2 separate regions of the Homo sapiens genome follow, and region 1 is linked to region 2. A link is an interaction called in ENCODE POLR2A ChIA-PET data of the cell type or tissue named here. Cell type or tissue: B cell. All regions are shown on one strand. Links, peaks and the distances in the headings refer to the core of each region. The heading gives the core; the rest is flanking DNA. Region 1 holds the start of ACAP1 (ArfGAP with coiled-coil, ankyrin repeat and PH domains 1). Region 2 holds the start of TNFSF12-TNFSF13 (TNFSF12-TNFSF13 readthrough).

Region 1 (8,664 bases), core at 384-8,383, 210 kb after region 2:
AATTTTTGTATTTTTTGTGGAGACAGTTTCGCCATGTTGGCTAGGTTGGTGTCCAACTCCTGGGCTCAAGCAATCCTCCCGCCTTGGCCTTCCAAAGTGTTGGGATTACAGGCATGAGCCACTGCGCCCGGCCCCATCTCACTCCTTGACCAGGGTCTGGATCTGCTGCTGCAGTGTGTGTTGGGTGGCATCTAGAAGCTCCTGAGGGAAGGAGAAGTTGGTAGACTGGGGTCAGGACCACAGGTGACCTGGCCACCACCCCGACAATCCTTACCTTCCCCTACTTACCGCATGGCTGTCCAGCTTGTGGTTCAGGCTCACGGTGAATTTTTCCAGACACTCCTAGGCAAGAAGAGGCACAGAAAGAGTACCAGGCATGGGGTGGCAGCACCCTCCCGACTCGAGACCCAGCCTGCTACGGCTGTCATGGACAGCAGCCCAGCCCTGCTGTGGCCTGGAACCTGCAGACCCCAGGCCAGCCCTCCTCTTCCACAGCATCACCTCCTCATCCCAGACCCCTTCCCTCCCAGATGCAGACCCTCCGCATACCGCCATCATGGGCTCTGGTGGACCCAGGCGGGCCAGGTCACAAATGCCGACAACGAAGGCGCGGCTGGCAGCAAGGTAATGGCGCCCACTTTCCAGGAGACCAGTGCCCAGTTTCAGGAGCTGGGAAAGAAGGAGGGTAACAGGGAGCTGTGCCATCATCCTCACACCTGGTGATGCCCCCACACCTGCCCCACTTCCTCTCCCCTTGCCCAGGGCGGCGCTCCCCTATTCCTGCCTGGCCTCACTGCCCTCCAGGCTCATCCAGCTCTCCCTGTATCTAACACATACCTGCTGTGTTCTTATCGCTGCGTCTTTGCTCCCACTGCCTTGGGCCTGAAACCCAATTCCTGCCCATTCCTCTCAGCCTGTCGCCAACACCTCTGTCAGCCTTACCTCCAAAACATCTTTCCCTGTCCACTCGCACATATCTCTTCCTGCCCTGCCTACCTGCTTAGATCCAGAGCTCCGTGGAGATTCCTGCATGGTCTGGATGCTCTACCTGGTTGCTATTAAATTCTACAGTATTGGCCGGGCGTGGTGGCTCACACCTGTAATCCCAACCCTTTGGGAGGCCAAGGCGGGCCAGTCGCTTGAGCTCAGGAATTCAAGAGCAGCCTGGGCAACATGGTGAAACCTCATCTCTACTAAAAATTCAAAAATTAGCCAGGCATGGTGGCACATGCCTGTAATCCCAGCTACTTGGGAGGCTAAGGCAGGAGGACTGCTTGAACCCGGGAGGCTGAGGCTGTAGTGAGCTGAGATGGCACCAAGTGCCTATAATCCCAGTTACCTGGGGGGCTAAGGCAGGAGGACTGCCTGAATCCGGGAGGTCAAGGCTGCAGTGAGCCGAGATGGCGCTACTGCACTCCAGCCTGGGTGACAGACCGAGACTCTGTCTCGAAAAATAAATAAATAAATAAAATCTATAGTATTTACTGCTAGGAGTTGTCCCATTCTGTGCTCACTGCACGTTCCCTCATAAATATTAATCCATCATCTAGACCACGGGTCAGGGCCAAGAGGAAATGCCGGGGTACTCCTGGGGCCCATCCTATCTGGCTCTTTTGACTGACAAAGAGACTTGATAGGCCAGGCAAGGTGGCTCAGACCTGTAATCTCAACACTTTGGGAGGCTGAGGTGGGTGGATCACCTGAGGTCAGGAGTTGGATATCAGCCTGACCAACATAGTGAAACCCCATCTCTTTTTATTTTTCTATTTTTGAGACGGAGTTTTGCTCCGTTGCCCAAGCTGGAGTGCAATGGCATGATCTTGGCTCACCACAACCTCCACCTCCCAGGTTCAAGCGATCCTCCTGCCTCAGCCTCCAGAGTAGCTGGGATTACAGGTGCCCGCCACCACGCCCAGCTAATTTTTTGTATTTTTAGTAGAGACGGGGTTTCACCATGTTGACCAGGCTGGTCTCGAACTCCTGACTTCAGGTGATCCACCTGCTTCGGCCTCCCGAAGTGCTGGGATTACAGGCATGAGCCACTGCACCTGGCCTGACCGAGATCAAATCTTATCAGACATCACCATGGGTTGTCTGTGACAAGGTACAAGGATGTTCACAAATCACTGTGTGAATCTGAGGACTCTGTGTCTAGTTTTTTTCCTTACCATCTCAGCCCCTCCCCCTTAGATGAGTAAGAAACTTTCATAACACTGGACTAGTGACAGACTGGGACATCTGTTCAATAGAACAGTACTCAGCAATAAAAAGGAACAAACTGTTGATATGTGCAACAACTTGGATAAACTTCAAGAGCATTCATCTTTTAAAAAATTATGATTATTTTTAGAGTTGAGGTCTCTGTCGCCCAGGCTGGAGTGCAGTGGTGGGATCATAGCTCACTGCAGCCTTGAACTCCTGGGTTCAAGGGATCCTCCAATCTTAGCTTCCTGAGTAGCTGAGACTACAGGCACACACCACCATGCCTGGCTAATTTAAAAACAAAACAGAACATTATTTAGAGACAAGGGTCTTGCTATGTTGCCCAGGCTGGTCTCGAGCTTCTGGCCTCAAGCAACCCTCCTACCTTGACCTCCTGAGTAGTTGGGATGACAGGCATGAGCGACCACACCCGGCAGCAGCATTATTCTGAGTGAGGGGGGAGGGGGAAGCCAAATCTCAAAGGGTCACATAGTGTATGATTCTATATATGGAACATTCTGGAAATGACAAAAGTAGAGAGATGGAGAACAAATCAGCGGTTACCACAGATTAAAGAAGTGTGGGAAGGGTGTCGGGTACCACTGTAAAGGAATTCCTTGTGTCCATTGGTGTGTGGTGATGGTTAAAGGAATCCATACACGTGATAAAGTACCATAGAATTATACACAAAAACACCAAAAAAGAGTATATGCAAAATGTAAAATCAAAGTAGGATCTATAGAGTTTATTTATTTATTTAGAGACAGAGTCTTGGTCTGTCGCCCACGCCGGAGTGCAGTGGCACGATCTCGGCTCATTGCGACCTCCGCAGGCTGGAGTGTGGTGGCGTGATCTCGGCTCACTGCAACCTCCGCCTCCTGGGTTCAAGCAATTCTCCTGCCTCAGCCTCCTGAGTAGCTGGGATTACAGGTGCGTGCCACCACGCCTGGCTAATTTTTGTATTTTTAGTAGAGATGGGGGTTTCATCATGTTGGTCAGGCTGTTCTCGAAGTCCTGACCTCGTGATCCACCTGCCGCAGCCTACCAAAGTGCTGGGATTACAGGCGTGAGCCACTGAGCTTGGCTAGAGTTTATTGGGGTTTTTTGTTTGTTTGTTTTTGTTTATTGAGACAGTCTCACTCTGTCGCCCAGGCTGGAGTGCAGTGGCACGACCTCCACTCACTGCAAGCTCCACCTCCCGGGTTCGCGCCATTCTCCTGCCTCAGCCTCCTGAGTAGCTGGGACTACAGGCGCCTGCCGCCACACCCGAATAATTTTTTGTATTTTTAGTAGAGACGGGGTTTCACAGTGTTAGCCAGGATGGTTTCGATCTCCTGACCTCGTGATCCGCCCACCTTGGCCTCCCAAAGTGCTGGGATTACAGGCGTGAGCCACCACACCTGGCCGAGTTTATTGTTAATTGTAATGTGACACTATTAATGTCCTGGTTTTAATAATGTACTAGTATTGTATAAGATGTCACCACTGGGGGAAGCTGGGTGATGGGTACATGAGACCTCTCCTCACTAGTCTCCTGAGTCAATAATTTACTCAAAATAAAAAATTCAGGCCAGGTGTGGTGGCTCACACCTGTAATTCCAGCACTTTGGGAGGCTGAGGTGGGAGGATTACTTGAGGCCAGGAGTTCCAGACCAGCCTAGGTAACATAGGGAGACCCCATCTCTACAAAAAATAAATTTAAATTTAAAAAAGCCAGGCGTGGTGGCATGTGCCTGTAGCACAGCTACTGGGGAGGTTGAGGAGGGAGGATCACTTGAGCCCAGTATTGAAGCATCTGGGATCACAGCTGTGGCCACTCCATCCAGTCCATTGTTTAAAATTATTATTTGTAGGCCGGGTGCGGTGGCTTAAGCCTGTAATGCCAGCACTTTGGGAGGCTGCGGCAGGTAGATCATTTGAGGTCAGGAGTTCAAGACCAGCTTAGCCAACATGGTGAGACCCTGTCTTTACTAAAAATACAAAAAGAAAAAAAATTATCCAGGTGTGGTGGTGCACACCTGTAATCCCAGCTACTTGGGAGGCTGAGGTAGGAGAATCACTTGAACCTGGGAGGTGGAGGTTCCAGTAAGCCGAGATCGCACCACTGCACTCCAGCCTGGGTGACAGAGCGAGACTCCATCTCAAATAAATAAAAATAAAAATAAAATTATTATTTGTAGAGATGAGGTCTCACCATGTTGCCCATAAAACAATGTTGCCCACTAAATTTGTGACAATTTGTTACACAGCAATAGAGAACTAATATATAGCAAGCAAATACATAATGTGTCAGAGGTAAATGTTGCAGAGAAAAGTAAAGCGAAGTAAGGGGAATGAGAGAGCATTTGAGTGTGTATTTGTGTGAACATGCTGTTTGATAGAGTGCTCAGGGGACACCTTACTGTCTTGAATTGAAACGTTTCACTGGTTTGTCTTCTAGTCAGCCTTTGGGCTCCGTGGGAGCAGAAATGATCTTGTCCTCCCTGAATGCCCAGGGCCTGGCACAATGCAGGAGCTCAAGAGCAGAACAAGGAAGTCCAAAATTAAGTCTTTTTTTTTTTGACACAGAGTCTCGCTCTGTCGCCTAGCCTGGAGTGCAGTGGTGCGATCTTGGCTCACTGCAACCTCCGCCTCCCAGGTTCAAGTGATTCCTCTGCCTCAGCCTCTTGAGTAGCTGGAGCTACAGATGGGTGCCACTAAGCCTGGATGATTTTTGCATTTTTAGTAGAGATGGGGTTTCGCCATGTTAGCCAGGCTGGTCTAGAACTCCTGACCTCAGGTGATCCATTCACCTTGGCCTCCCAAAGTGCTGGGATTACAGGCATGAGCTACCATGCCTGGCCCAAAAGTAAGTCTTGTTTTCCAAGATCCTGAGCTTCTTGTCGGTACAGAACCACCTTTTTTGCTTCTCTGCAGTCTCCAAAATATCTCCCCTACACAGTATTCAATAATCCCTGGGATGCATTCTGTGTCTCCAGCTTTCTCCCTGGCCCTACCCCTCTCAACCTAATCCACTCCTGGGTCACCTCTCCATGTCAGGGTCACCTTTTCCAGACGGGTCTCCAATTCTGACACTTCGGCTTCCACCAGCTCAATAGAGGCTCTGGGAAAGAGGGGGTCATGGGAAGAGAGCTTGGGTCCATCTGGTCTGTCTGCCTCATCAGGCGGGATGGAGTCGCAGGGCGGTGGGTACGGAGGAGAAAGCTGCAGAGTTGAGAGGCTCGCCCCCCACCCACCTACTTGTGCTCTGCCCGCTCTGCAGTCTGGGAGCTACCACAGCCCAGGCCAGAGCAGGAAGGGTAGAAGGAGGGTGGATGTGGCCAGGGCAGGAAGTTGCTAACCGCCCCAGAGCAGGTGCTGGGGGAGGGGCAGGGGTCCCACTGAGAGGCCAGAGGGAATGCCAGCTCTAGGGGTGAGGGAAACTGCAGAGGCCAGGAGGAGCATGCAGGGGCAGAGAGCATTGGAGTACCCTGCTTTCACAGCTGGGGTACCACTTTGGCCCACAGGCTCGCTCCTGCCTCTTAGAGGCCTGCTCCCTGGAAGGAGACCTGGCCTGGGGAAAGGTGTGTGTGTGCTGGGGGTGTTAGACTTTCCCCTCCTTAGCCCCCCAGACCAGTTCACACTTACCGGAAACGGGGTGAGTCCTTGAGACACTCCTCGAAATCCAGCTTGACCGTCATCTCAGCTTGCCTGCTGTGGGGCCAGCGGGCCCTGGAGGCCGGGCCCCTGGGGATGCAGGTGGAGGCACTTTCTGTCCCAGGAAGGGGAGATGAGGGGGAAGGAGGAGAGGGACCTCCGCGGGGAAGGGCCTGGGGGCACAATTCTTTCCCCAAGGGGAAAGGGGTGTCCTAGGAGGAGCTCTCACCCCACACTTCCAGGCAGTGCTGGGAGGGGCAGGGGCGGGGCCTGGGCGGAGGATGGGGGCCTGAGATCAGAGAAGCCACAGCCCCACCCTCAGAGACGATCTGCCAGCTCCTTCCTCCTGGGGCTCTAGCCTCTGTTTCTTTCTCTCTTCGTGGTTATCTTGGGGGCCTGGCAGATCTAGGTTCAAATCCTGGCTCTGTCACTTAGAGGTTATGTGCCCCTGGACGAGCTCTCTGATTCCTCAGTTTTCTCATCTGGAAGATGGGAATGATAACCCCTTCCTCCAGGGCTGTACGAAGTGAAGAAGGTGATAGCAGTAAATTCATGGTTCACTAAATTTATTTATTTATGAGACGGAGTCTCCCTCCATCGCCCAGGCTGCAGTGCAGTGGCGCGATGTCGGCTCACTACAACCTCCGCCTCCTGGGTTCAAGCAATTCTCCTGTCTCAGCCTCCCGAGTAGCTGGGACTACAGGCTCCTGCCATCATGCCCGGCTAACTTTTTGTATTTTCAGTAGGGACGGGGTTTCACCTTGTTGGTCAGACTTGTCTCGACCTCCTGACCTCAGGTGATCCACCCACCTCGGCCTCCCAAAGTGCTAGGATTACAGGCGTGAGCCACTGTGCCCAGCTGGTTCACTATATTAATTGCATCAGTCATTGTCATCCTGCTACAGCTTGGGCCTGCTCCTGTGGAGTCCAGTACCCCGGACTGCTCCCAGCTTTCTTCGTTTTGCCGTCATATTCATGGTTCCTGTGTGTGAACTCCCCTTCCTCCTCCCCTCTCCTCAACGACTGAGCAGGCCCAGCCTGAGCACCCGATTCACAGCTCCCAGACTCTTGCTCTTCTGCTCTTTATTTCTATTCATAGGGTGGTCATGAAGGGAAGGTTGCCCCCACTCCGCCCCCAACCAGCCCCATTTTCCATTGTTTGCTTTCCTTTTCTTGAGTCCATTGAAGTCCCAGGGTTTCATCTGGAGAGAAGAGTTTGAGTTCATGGCTTTCTCGTAGCAGGCATGAGATCTTGTCCATGTGACTCTGGATCCCCTAGAACCTCCCCACTCAGCTCCTCTACCTCCCTGGCCAGTGTATGCATCCCCTTGCCTCTGCCCAGGCTCAGTGTGCCAGGCTGTGCTTGTTCTGGCTTGAGGAGTTGGGGTTGCTTCCACTCTCCCTCTCTGAACTCCTTGGGCTTTGCCAGCTCAGCCCCCCAGCCACCAGCTGGACACCACTTGAGACTCACTGTCTTTGGAGGACAGAGAAATACCTGGAGTGGGGTGGTGTGGCAGAGGAGTGAAGGAGGAGGCATGGAGCCAGTGTGTGGTGCCAAGCTGGAGGGGGTCCCAACCGCCTCTGAGTCTCCCTGGTTCCTCGCCTGTCCAATGTGGACCTTGGACTTGAGGCTGTTCAGGGCCTCTCCTTCCACCTGTTGCTGATGTACTGGCCTGAAAGAATTGGAGGGCTGGGAGATGGGAGCTTGCCAAGAGACAGCCCCAGGGAGATGGTGGCCTGGTGCCCTCAACAGGCTGCAATGTTGTCATTGTTGCCATCAGGGAGCTCTCCGTGGCCTTGTGATCCCTAAAGGGGCCTCCCATGTGGTCCAGTAGGTGGACTTCAGTGCTTACGGGGTTCTCAATCACCTAGGTCAAGCTTGTGGAGCCTAGAATCAGGGATCAGGGCTCGGGTACCCATCAGGCTGTGCATTCCCAGCCCTCCTGCCCCCTAGGCTGGCCTGCCCAGGTTCTCACCATCCTGATGCTCATCTTCCACGTCCTCTACAAGCTCTGGGTGGGAGCAGGACCTCAGGTATAGTCCTTTGCCATCATATTCCTTGTGCTGCAGAGCAATCTCCTGCCCCAATATGATAGTGGCCACAGCTGGGGGGACTGATTTCTGTAGGTGGAGGAATCTGAGGAATCAATCAAATGAATCCAAGTCTTCTAGCCATCTGGTGTATCCATGCCTCCCAGGTGTCTGTTGTGGGCCCTCACCAGAGGGGAGAAGCTCAGGCCCCAGATCCTCATCTCACTGACTTCTCTTACCCTTCCCATTTTAGAAAAACTTCAGTGACCGCTCCACCTCCCCCCATGGTTGTCTCGGACTTTTGTTTATTTTTTTATTTATTTTTTGAGACAAGATCTTGCTATGTTACCCAGGCTGGAATGTGTTAGTGCCATCATCGCTCACGGCAGCCTCAAACTCCTGGGCTCAAGCTATCCTCCCACCTTAGCCTCCCCAGTAGCCTGGACTACAGGTGCACGCCACCACACCTGGCTAATTAAAAACAATTTTTTTCTTTTTCTTTTTTTGTAGAGATGAGGTCTCCCTACGTTGCCCAGGCTGGTTTTGAACTTCTGGCCTCAAGCAATCCTCCCAAAGTGCTGGGATTACAGAAGTGAGCCACTGGGCCTGGCCAACAAATCAGCCCCCAATCAGACTTTCTGTTCCTCAACAGCCAATAATCTCCGGGGACTATCCTGAGTGGGGTCCTTCCTCCAGCTGCCCTCTTTCTTCCCTGGGGTTACTTCCCAGCATTACCTCCCTGTCAGGCAGCAGAGTCTTGGGCTGATAGCCACTGAGGAAGACAGACTGTGGTAG
Region 2 (8,664 bases), core at 261-8,260:
CCAGGCGTGGTGGCGCATGCCTGTAATCTCAGCTACTGGGGAGGCTGAGGCAGGAGAATTGCTTGAACCCGGGAGGTGGAGGTTACGGTCAGCCGAGATCGTGCCATTGCACTGGATCCAGCCTGGGTGACAAGAGTGAAACTCTGTCACAAAAAAAAAAAAAAAAAAAAAAAAAAAAAAAAAAAAAAAGGTTGTCCCTGCCTCCAGTTCCTTATTTCTCATTTTCTTCTCAACCCAATGCACACTGCCTTCCTGTTCTAACTATGCCACTGAAACCACCCTCTTTAAGGTCAGCAGGACTTTCACGTTACCAAACCCAGCCATCATTTCTCTGTTCTCATTTCATGTGATCTCTCAGCTGCATTCAACACAGACAGCCACATCCTCCTTGAAACAGTGGTTTCTCCGAATCCAGGATGCCACCCTCCCTGGGTTTCTTCCTCTCTCTCCAGCTTCTTTTCAGTCTCTGCTGGTTTTCCCCTCAGCTCCACTTCAAGATGCCCAAGAGTCTCAGGGCTTCATTCGTGGGGCCCTTCTTTCTCCTGGCGTCTCACCCAATCCTGTGGCTTTAAATGCCATCGATAGGCCGGGCACAAGGGCTCACACCTGTAATCCCAGCACTTTGGGAGGCTGAGGCTGGCGGATCACCTGAGATCAGGAGTTCAAGACCAGCCTGGCCAACACGGTGAAACCCTGTCTCTACTAAAAAATACAAAAATGAGCTGGGTGTGGTGGCACCCGCCTATAATCTCAGCTACTTGGGAGGCTGAGACAGGAGAATCGCTTGGACCCAGGAGGCAGATGTTGCAGTGAGCCAAGATCGAACCACTGCACTCCAGCCTGGGTGACAGAGCGAGACTCTGTCTCAAAAAAAAAAAAAAAAAAGCCATCCATATGGCCATGACTCCTGGCTTTATCCGTCCTGACCTAGCCTAAGCTAGTCGACAATGTCCAGCCATCCATTTCTGGAATTTACTTTATTGTCATTTATCCGCTTGTTTATTTTAGACTTCTCAACGTTAATAATTATCTTACATACTTCCCAACCTATTTATTCCTTGGTCAATCCCTTCTTAGGAAATGGCATCATTCTTCCCAGAGATACCCAAGTTAAAAATCTAGAAGCTGGCTGGGTGCAGTGGCTCATGCCTGTAATCCCAGCACTTTGGTAGGCCGAGGCGGGCAGATCACTGGAGGTCAAGAGTTTGAGACCAGCCTGGAAAACATGGCAAAACCCCATCTCTACTAAAAATACAAAAATTAGCCAGGCGTGGTGGCACACGCCTGTAATCCCAGCTACTTGGAAGGCTGAGACGGGAATCTCTTGAACCTGGGAGGCAGAGGTTGCAGTAAGCCGAGATTGCACCACTGCACTCCAGCCTGGGTGACAGAGCGAGACTGTCTTAAAAAAAATAAAAAATCTAGAAGTCATCTGTGATTCCTCCCTTTCTTTTATTCTTCACCTCCAACCCATAAGTCAGTAATATCTTCAGGACACAGGCTGAACCCATCCACTTCTCACCATCTCTGCTGTGAACCCCTCGGCTGAGCACTCCTCATGCCTCCCTGCCTCTCACAGTGGAAAGACATTCTGGTGAGGGGGATGGTATGTGCAAAGTCCAGAAGAGGCACACCGGGAGCAGGGGTGTCAGCGCAGCAAACATGAAGACAGCATAAGAGTGCAGGGAAATTAGGTTGAGACCAGACCACGAAGAGACTGGAAGCCATGTAGAGAGCCAATACCACAAGAAAAGTGAAGTTTAGGGGCTCAGCATGGCAGCACAGGTCAGATGGAGTGGAGGGGTAGGGAGGGTGTGGAGTGGGGAAGCAGCAAGAGGCTGGATTTGAGGTTCTGAGGTCACGGTGCTGAGGTAGAGGGTGGGGTAGAAATGGAAAAGATGAGCAGACACTAGCAGCATTTAGAGAAAAAGATCATCAGAACGTGGAATATGGAGGAGACAGAAGAAAAAAGAATGAAAAGTGCTTCTTGGAGAAGAATGAGGGCTGAAGGAGAGAGCTGGGACAGTGATTTGCTGGGGGAACTGGGCAGAGTTCTGGGGAAGAGTAGGGGTCTTTCATGGGGTCCCACGCCTGGGTCACAGAGAGAACCAAGACCTTCATGAACTGGCTTCTGTGGTTCTGAGACTGATGGCCGGGAAGGGAGTGGGAGGTCAAAGGTTTTCAAGGGCCCTTTTCCCAGGAGGCCAGTGCTGTGTCGGGGGATGGGGTCTCACCTGCCTGCGCTCCGTCCTGTCCAGGTCGTGGATGAACTGTAAAGTACAGGAAAAGGCTGGTGAGACCTGCCCTGACCCTCTGCCACCTGCCCCTCTCCTCCTGGGTATGGCTCACCCATCACCCACCTTCATAATGGGCTGCGATCGCTCTTCGAGCCCGTGTTTTCCGGCCTTTAGGTGCTGAGGATCAAGGAAAGACAGATGAGCAAAGCGGGCCCTAGTGGGGGTCCCAGAGCAACTCTCCCAGCCCCATTCCCCTCTCAGGAACCCTGGCATCCTTATTCTTGTCCAGACTCCTGGCCTTAGAATCTCAGGCCTCATCTTCCTCAGTAAGTAGAGTGACTATAATTTGTCATCCACACTGGGATACTGCTGAGAGCAAAACGGGAAGCTGCTATTAATCACACCGAGATAACAGGTGGGGGCCAGGACAACTGCATGCCGACTTGGACACGTGGTCATCCGGCCACCCCATCATCCCATTCCTAAGTCTCTTTGCCTACCGGGGCCCAGGCCTCTGACTGCCAGGCCTAGTCTCCATCAGGATCCCAGTAGTTCTTCTAACTCATGGCCACCCTGCCTTCCTGTTTGGGGTAGGGTCTGAAGGAGCACATCCATATGACAGAAGGAGCTTCAGAGGAGGGCGAGAATCCCTAGGTTTGAGTCTTGGCTGGTTAGCTGCATGACTCTGAACTCCTTTCACCCTCCGTGCCTCAGTTTCTCCCTGTGGATAATGGTTTTTGCTCTGCCCGCTTCCTGAGGTTGGGATAGAGGGATGCTCACCACTTCTGCGAGGCCGAACTAGTCGGTTCAGGAAAGGCGCAGGATCCTGGCTTTCTTCTGTCTGGGGATTCAGTTCCTAGGGGAATTAGGGCAGGGTTCAACCACAGACTCCCAGAGATATAAAGTGAGACATACGGGGCCTGTCAGGAGAGCCACCAGCCAGCAATAGACACAGAAGTCAGGGACAGATTAAGCCCCTCAGCCAACTACAGCTGGGGCCCCGGGCAAAGGTGAAGCTGGGAGTCAGGCCCCAGTCCTCACCCTTTCCTCTAGACCAGCTACACTTTCCCACCCACACACACAACCAACGCAGACCCTGCATTCAATTGGCACATTGCACACATGCCCGCACCCAGTCACCACGCACAGAGGATACACACCCTGTACACAACCGCACCCCTCTTCCACGCAGACTCACATATCTTATACAACCACGTCACCCCCAGCCAATAAACACCTCAGACTCAGGTGGCACAACCCCAGCACAAACCCCTCACACAGAGTTGTCACCACGCACACACACCCCTGCAGACACGCACCCATGCACGCACTGTGTTCACACACACCCTGCACACACCTCGAGTACGGCTGGCACAGCTGCACACACCTGCAGCCTCGGCTGTGCACACTTCCCATGCCCCAGCAGCCTGCAGACCGCGCCCACGCCCACTCACCGACGGGTCCTGGTCCTCCTCTGCCACCAGCTCCTCCTGGGCAGGCTCCTGCTGGGAAGGAGGGAGCGTCACCCTGTGCCGCTCCACCTGACATCTCACCCTCCACCCATCCTCCCTTCCCCTTGCCTTCAGCCCACGCGGCCCCCAGCGGCCCCTCTGCAGTCTCAGCTCCTGATGTGCCCAAGAAGGGGTGCGCAGCGGGGCCTCACCTGGGCGGACAGCGATGCCCGGCTCCCCAAACTGACCACGGCCAGCAGGAGGCCGAGGCAGGCCAGCGCCAGGCCCAGGCCCAGCGCGAGCGGGACCAGCAGGGCGGTGCCCGGCTCCCCCCGGCGCCCCCTCCGCCTCTGGCTCCGACGGGCGGCCATGGGGGCGGGGGGCTGTGCCTGCCTCACCGCCCCCCCATCCCGGGACCCGAGGGATCGGGGGAGGGGGAGCCGGCGGGCGGATCGGGCCGGGGAGAGGGAGGGGCAAGGGAAACGGGGCGGGAGGGGGCGCTGGGGACAGGAAGCCGGACGCTGTGTGTGATCAAACTCCGAGCCTCTCGCCGGGCGCTGTGCGCGCAGCGAACGGAGTGGGCGCCCACCCGACCTCTGAGCGCCCAGCCCGGGCGTGCACCACCAGGGCGAGGTCCGTTGCGTGCGGCCGCGGGAGCGACGGGGCTATGCGTGTGCGGGCACCTCCTGCGGGGAGGTGGGGAACTCAGGAAGGCCTGTTGGTTCAGATTCTTCTGTGTCCCTGTGTCTTCAGAGATAAGGACCCTCCTTTCCCCCAGGTGCAGGGAGGGCGCCTCTCGCAGGAGGCTGTTATTTGCTTCTTCAGGAAAAGGGCAGGGAGTTCCAGGTTGTATGACCTGGTTCAGGGAAGAAGGGCAGGAGAAGGTAAGAAAGATCCTTCGGCTTCTGCGGTTTTCTCAAATTCCTTCAGCTTAAAACACTCACTGTGCCGGTAGCACGTTCTGAAGCCCATCATTACCAATGATTGCCAAGCATCTGAGGAGGACCAGCAGCATGCAAAAGAAACACCAAAATTGGTCCGGCAGGTGGCTTACGCCTGTAATCCCAGAAGGCCAAGGCTGGGGGCCAGGAGTTCAAGATCAGCCTGGGCAAGAGCAAGACCCCATCTCTACAGAAAAGTTTTAAAAAATTAGCCCACGCCTGTAGTCCCAGCTACTCAGGAGGCCGAGGTAGGAGGATTGTTTGAGCCCAGGAGTTTGAGGCTGCAGTGAGCTGTGATTGCACCACTACACTCCAGCCTGGGCAACAGACCTTGTCTCAAAAAGAAAGAAAGAAAGGAAGAAAGAAAGAAAGGAGGGAGGGAGGGAGGGAGGGAAGGAGGGAAGGAAGGAAGGAAGGAAGGAAGGAAGGAAGGAAGGAAGGAAGGACCAAAATTGGCTGGGCGCGATGGTTCACGCCTGTAATCGCAGCACTTTGGGAGGCTGAGGCGGGTGGATCACGAGGTCAGGAGATCGAGACCTGCCTGGCCAAGATGGTGAAACCCTGTCTCTAATAAAAATACAAAAAAATTAGCCGGACGTGGTGGCAGGCGCCTGTAGTTCCCAGCTACTCGGGAAGCTGAGGCAGAGAATTGCTTGAACCCAGGAGACAGAGGTTGCAGAGAGCTGAGATCACGCCACCACACTCCAGCCTGGGCAACACAGCAAGACCCTATCTCAAAAAAAAAAAAAAAGAAAGAAAGACCAAAATTAACAAACAAAATTTGACATTGGAGGAAACAGAGATAATTCAGGATACAAAGAGTACTACCTAATATACTTAAAGAGAGTCAAGAAAAAGCATCCATAGAGCTGGGCATGGTGGTGCATGCCTGTAGTCCCAGCTACTCAGGAGGTTGAGATGGGAGGATCACCTGAGCCTGGGAGGTTGAGGCTGCAGTGAGCTGTGATCACACCACTGCATTCCAACACGAGCAACAGAGTAAGACCCTGTCAAAAAAAAAAAAAAAAAAAAGAGTATGCAAAGAAAGAAAAGCAGTTAGAATCTCCAGAAAATTTTCAAAACTGAAATCACAATGTAAATAAGAAACAGCTGGGGCCAGTTGTGGTGGCTCACGCCTGTAATCCCAGCACTTTGGGAGGCCAAGGTCGGTGGATCACAAGGTCAGGAGTTCAAGACTAGCCTGGCCAAGATGGTGAAACCCTGTCTCTACTAAAAAAACAAAAATTAGCTGGGCACGGTGGCGGGCACCTGTAATCTCAGCTACTCGGGAGGCTGAGGCAGAGAATTGCTTGAACCCGGGAGGTGGAGGTTGCAATGAGCCGAGATCGCATGACTGCACTCCAGCCTGGGCGACAGAGCAAGACTCCATCTCAAAAAAAAAAAAAAAAAAAAAAAAAAAAGCAACAAAACAGGCTGGGCATCATGGTGTGCACCTGTAGTCCCAGCTACTGGGGAAACTGAGGCAGGAGGATCGCTTGAGCCCAGGAATTCCAGGTTGCCATGAGCTATGATCTGGGCACTGAACTCCAGCTTGGGCTGCAGAGGAAGACCCTGTCTCAAAAAAAAAAAAAGATAATAAATAAATAATAAAATAAAAATAAATAAATACGGGCAGGGCATCATGGCTCACGCCTGTAACCCTAGAGCTTTGAGAGGTTGAGACGAGAGGATCTCTTGAGGCCAGGAGTTCAAGACCAGCCTGGGCAAAATAGTGAGAACCCCTTTCCATCTCTACAAAAAATACAAGAAAAATTATCCAGGTGCGATGGCATGCTCCTGTAGTCCCAGCTACTGTGGAGGCTAAGTCAGGAGGATCACTTGATCCCAGGAGTTTGAGGTTGCAGTGAGCTATGATCACCCCATTGAACCGAAGCCTCGGCAGCAGAGTGAGACCCTGTCTCTATAAAAAATAAAATAAATAGGCCGGGCACAGTGGCTCATGCCTGTAATCCCAGCACTTTGGGAGGCCAAGGTGGGTGGATCACCTGAGGTCAGGAGTTCGAGACCAGCCTGGCCAACATGTAGTGAAACACCATCTCTACTAAAAAATACAAAAATTAGCTGGGCATGGTGGTGCACGCCTGAAGTTCCAGCTACTTGGGAAGCTGAGGCAGGAGAACTGCTTGAAATAAAATAAATAGGCCGGGCGCAGTGGCTCATGCCTGTAATCCCAGCACTTTGGGAGGCCAAGGCAGGTGGATCACGAGATCAAGAGTTTGAGACCAGCCTGGCCAACATGGTGAAACCCTGTCTCTACTAAAAATACAAAAATTAGCCGGGCATGGTGGCGCACGCCTGTAATCCCAGCTACTCGAGAGGCTGAGGCAGGAGAATCACTTGAACCTGGGAGGCAGAGGTCGCAGTGAGGCGAGATTGTGCCACTGCACTCCAGCCTGGGCGACAGAGTGAGAGTTCATCTCTCAGAAAAATAAAAATAAAAAATAAAATAAAATAAATGAAACACAAGCTATAACACAACATAATTGTATTTAATTGATACAGTATCAATTTAGGGCCTTAGTGCTTGCTTGCCACATTGTCCTTTGAGTGACACATGGATTATGGGATGGAGTGTGTGGAGAAGCAAGTGTAATTCCAGCCCATTGTTTGGCCTGAGGGTAAACAACGTTCATGTGGCCATAATAATGTAAATATCTTTGACTGGATTTCAACTTTTAGAGTCAACCTGTAGAAAAATCCAGAAGACTTAATGGCAGCAAAGACTGCAAATGCCCACAATTTTCACTTTTTTTTTTTTTTTTTTTTTTTTTTTTGAGACGGAGTCTCGCTCTGTCACCCAGGCTGGAGTACAGTGGCACAATCTTGGCTCACTGCAACCTCTCCCTCCCAGGTTCAAGTGATTCTCCTGCCTCAGCCTCCTAAGTAGCTGGGATTACAGGCGTGCACCACCATGCCTGGCTAATTTTTGCATTTTTAGTAGAGACAGGGTTTCACCATGTTGGCCAGGCTGGTCTCAAACTCTTGATCTCGTGATCCACCCGCCCTGGCCTCCCAAAGTGCTGGGATTACAGGCATAAGCCACCGCGCCCGGCCTATTTTTTTTTAAGATGGAGTTTCACTCTCATCACTCAGGCTGGAGCGCAATGGTGTGATCTCAGCCCACTGCAACCTCTGCCTCCCGGGTTCAAGCGATTCTCCTGTCTCAGCCTCCTGAGTAGCTGGGATTACAGGCACCCACCACCATGCCAGGCTAATTTTTGTATTTTTGGAAGAGACGGGGTTTCACCATGTTGGTCAGGCTGGTGTCGAACTCCCAACCTCAGGTGATTCACCCGCCTCAGCTTCCCAAAGTGCTGGGATTACAGGCGTGAGCCACTGCACCCAGCCTCTACTTGATTTTTATTATCAGGTGAATGCAGCATTTTAATTTGTAAAAAGAAAAAAATTGTACAGCAGCAAGCGTGCTGAGGAGAGGGAAAGTCATTACTCATCTCAGCCAGCGTGTGATCACACCTGCTAAAGGAAAAAAACAGGGACTGGAGCCTTGGAGACAGCAGATCATCCTCAGATCCTTTAACTTTGGCTTGAAAAATTAATTCAATACACTTAACCTTTTTGTTCTTGGTTTGCGGCCAAAGTTAAAATTAACTTGCATTTTTTAGGACACTGATAGGAAGTAACTTGGGAAACATGCAGGAAAAATACTGAAAGGAAATCTGCTAATATTTTTTATTCCTGCCTTTTTACACTTTTCTTACTTTTCACATTTTCAACCAAGATACTAAAGGAAAAAAAGGCTTTGTCATTTTCTTTTTTGTTTTTCTTTTTGGATATCCAGCTTGATTAGTATCACTTAAATGCAAGGCCATGCCTGGTGGTCACGCCTGTAATCCCAGCATTTTGGGAGGCTGAAGCGTGCAGATCACTTGAGGTCAGGAGTTTGAGACCAGCCTGGCCAACATGGTGAAACCCCGTCTCTACTAAAAATACAAAAATTATCCGGGTGTGGTGACGCATGTCTGTAATCCCCCTTACTCAGGAGACTGAGGCAGG

What was found. Peaks named below come from ENCODE experiments on the same cell type or tissue, not always from the same donor. Only the 100,000 strongest peaks of a DNase experiment are listed, where the experiment ranks them.
Region 1: POLR2A ChIA-PET joins it to region 2 with 13 read pairs; 9 of 35 experiments call an interaction of 5 or more read pairs at or near these places.

The regions. Positions count from the first base shown.
Region 1 is chr17:7,333,953-7,342,616 of GRCh38, reverse strand. ACAP1 (ArfGAP with coiled-coil, ankyrin repeat and PH domains 1) reads right to left here and starts at 6,088. Exons shown (of 22, transcript NM_014716.4): 1 at 5,830-6,088; 2 at 5,248-5,305; 3 at 550-669; 4 at 289-342; 5 at 143-201. The coding sequence starts at 5,882. RefSeq lists enhancers at 5,122-5,883, 5,884-6,645 and a silencer at 6,017-6,226. In B cell, for the core only: no CTCF peak of the experiment used is centred there; DNase peaks (open chromatin) are centred at 5,626 and 6,126; H3K4me3 peaks cover 2,360 bases; H3K27ac peaks cover 3,299 bases.
Region 2 is chr17:7,544,549-7,553,212 of GRCh38, reverse strand. TNFSF12-TNFSF13 (TNFSF12-TNFSF13 readthrough) reads right to left here and starts at 4,155. Exons shown (of 11, transcript NM_172089.4): 1 at 3,901-4,155; 2 at 3,692-3,739; 3 at 3,018-3,093; 4 at 2,361-2,414; 5 at 2,235-2,270. The coding sequence starts at 4,059. It overlaps TNFSF12 (TNF superfamily member 12), which reads right to left and starts at 4,155. Exons shown (of 7, transcript NM_003809.3): 1 at 3,901-4,155; 2 at 3,692-3,739; 3 at 3,018-3,093; 4 at 2,361-2,414; 5 at 2,235-2,270. The coding sequence starts at 4,059. RefSeq lists silencers at 3,961-4,040, 4,071-4,260. In B cell, for the core only: no CTCF peak of the experiment used is centred there; DNase peaks (open chromatin) are centred at 322, 3,672 and 4,372; H3K4me3 peaks cover 2,362 bases; H3K27ac peaks cover 4,749 bases.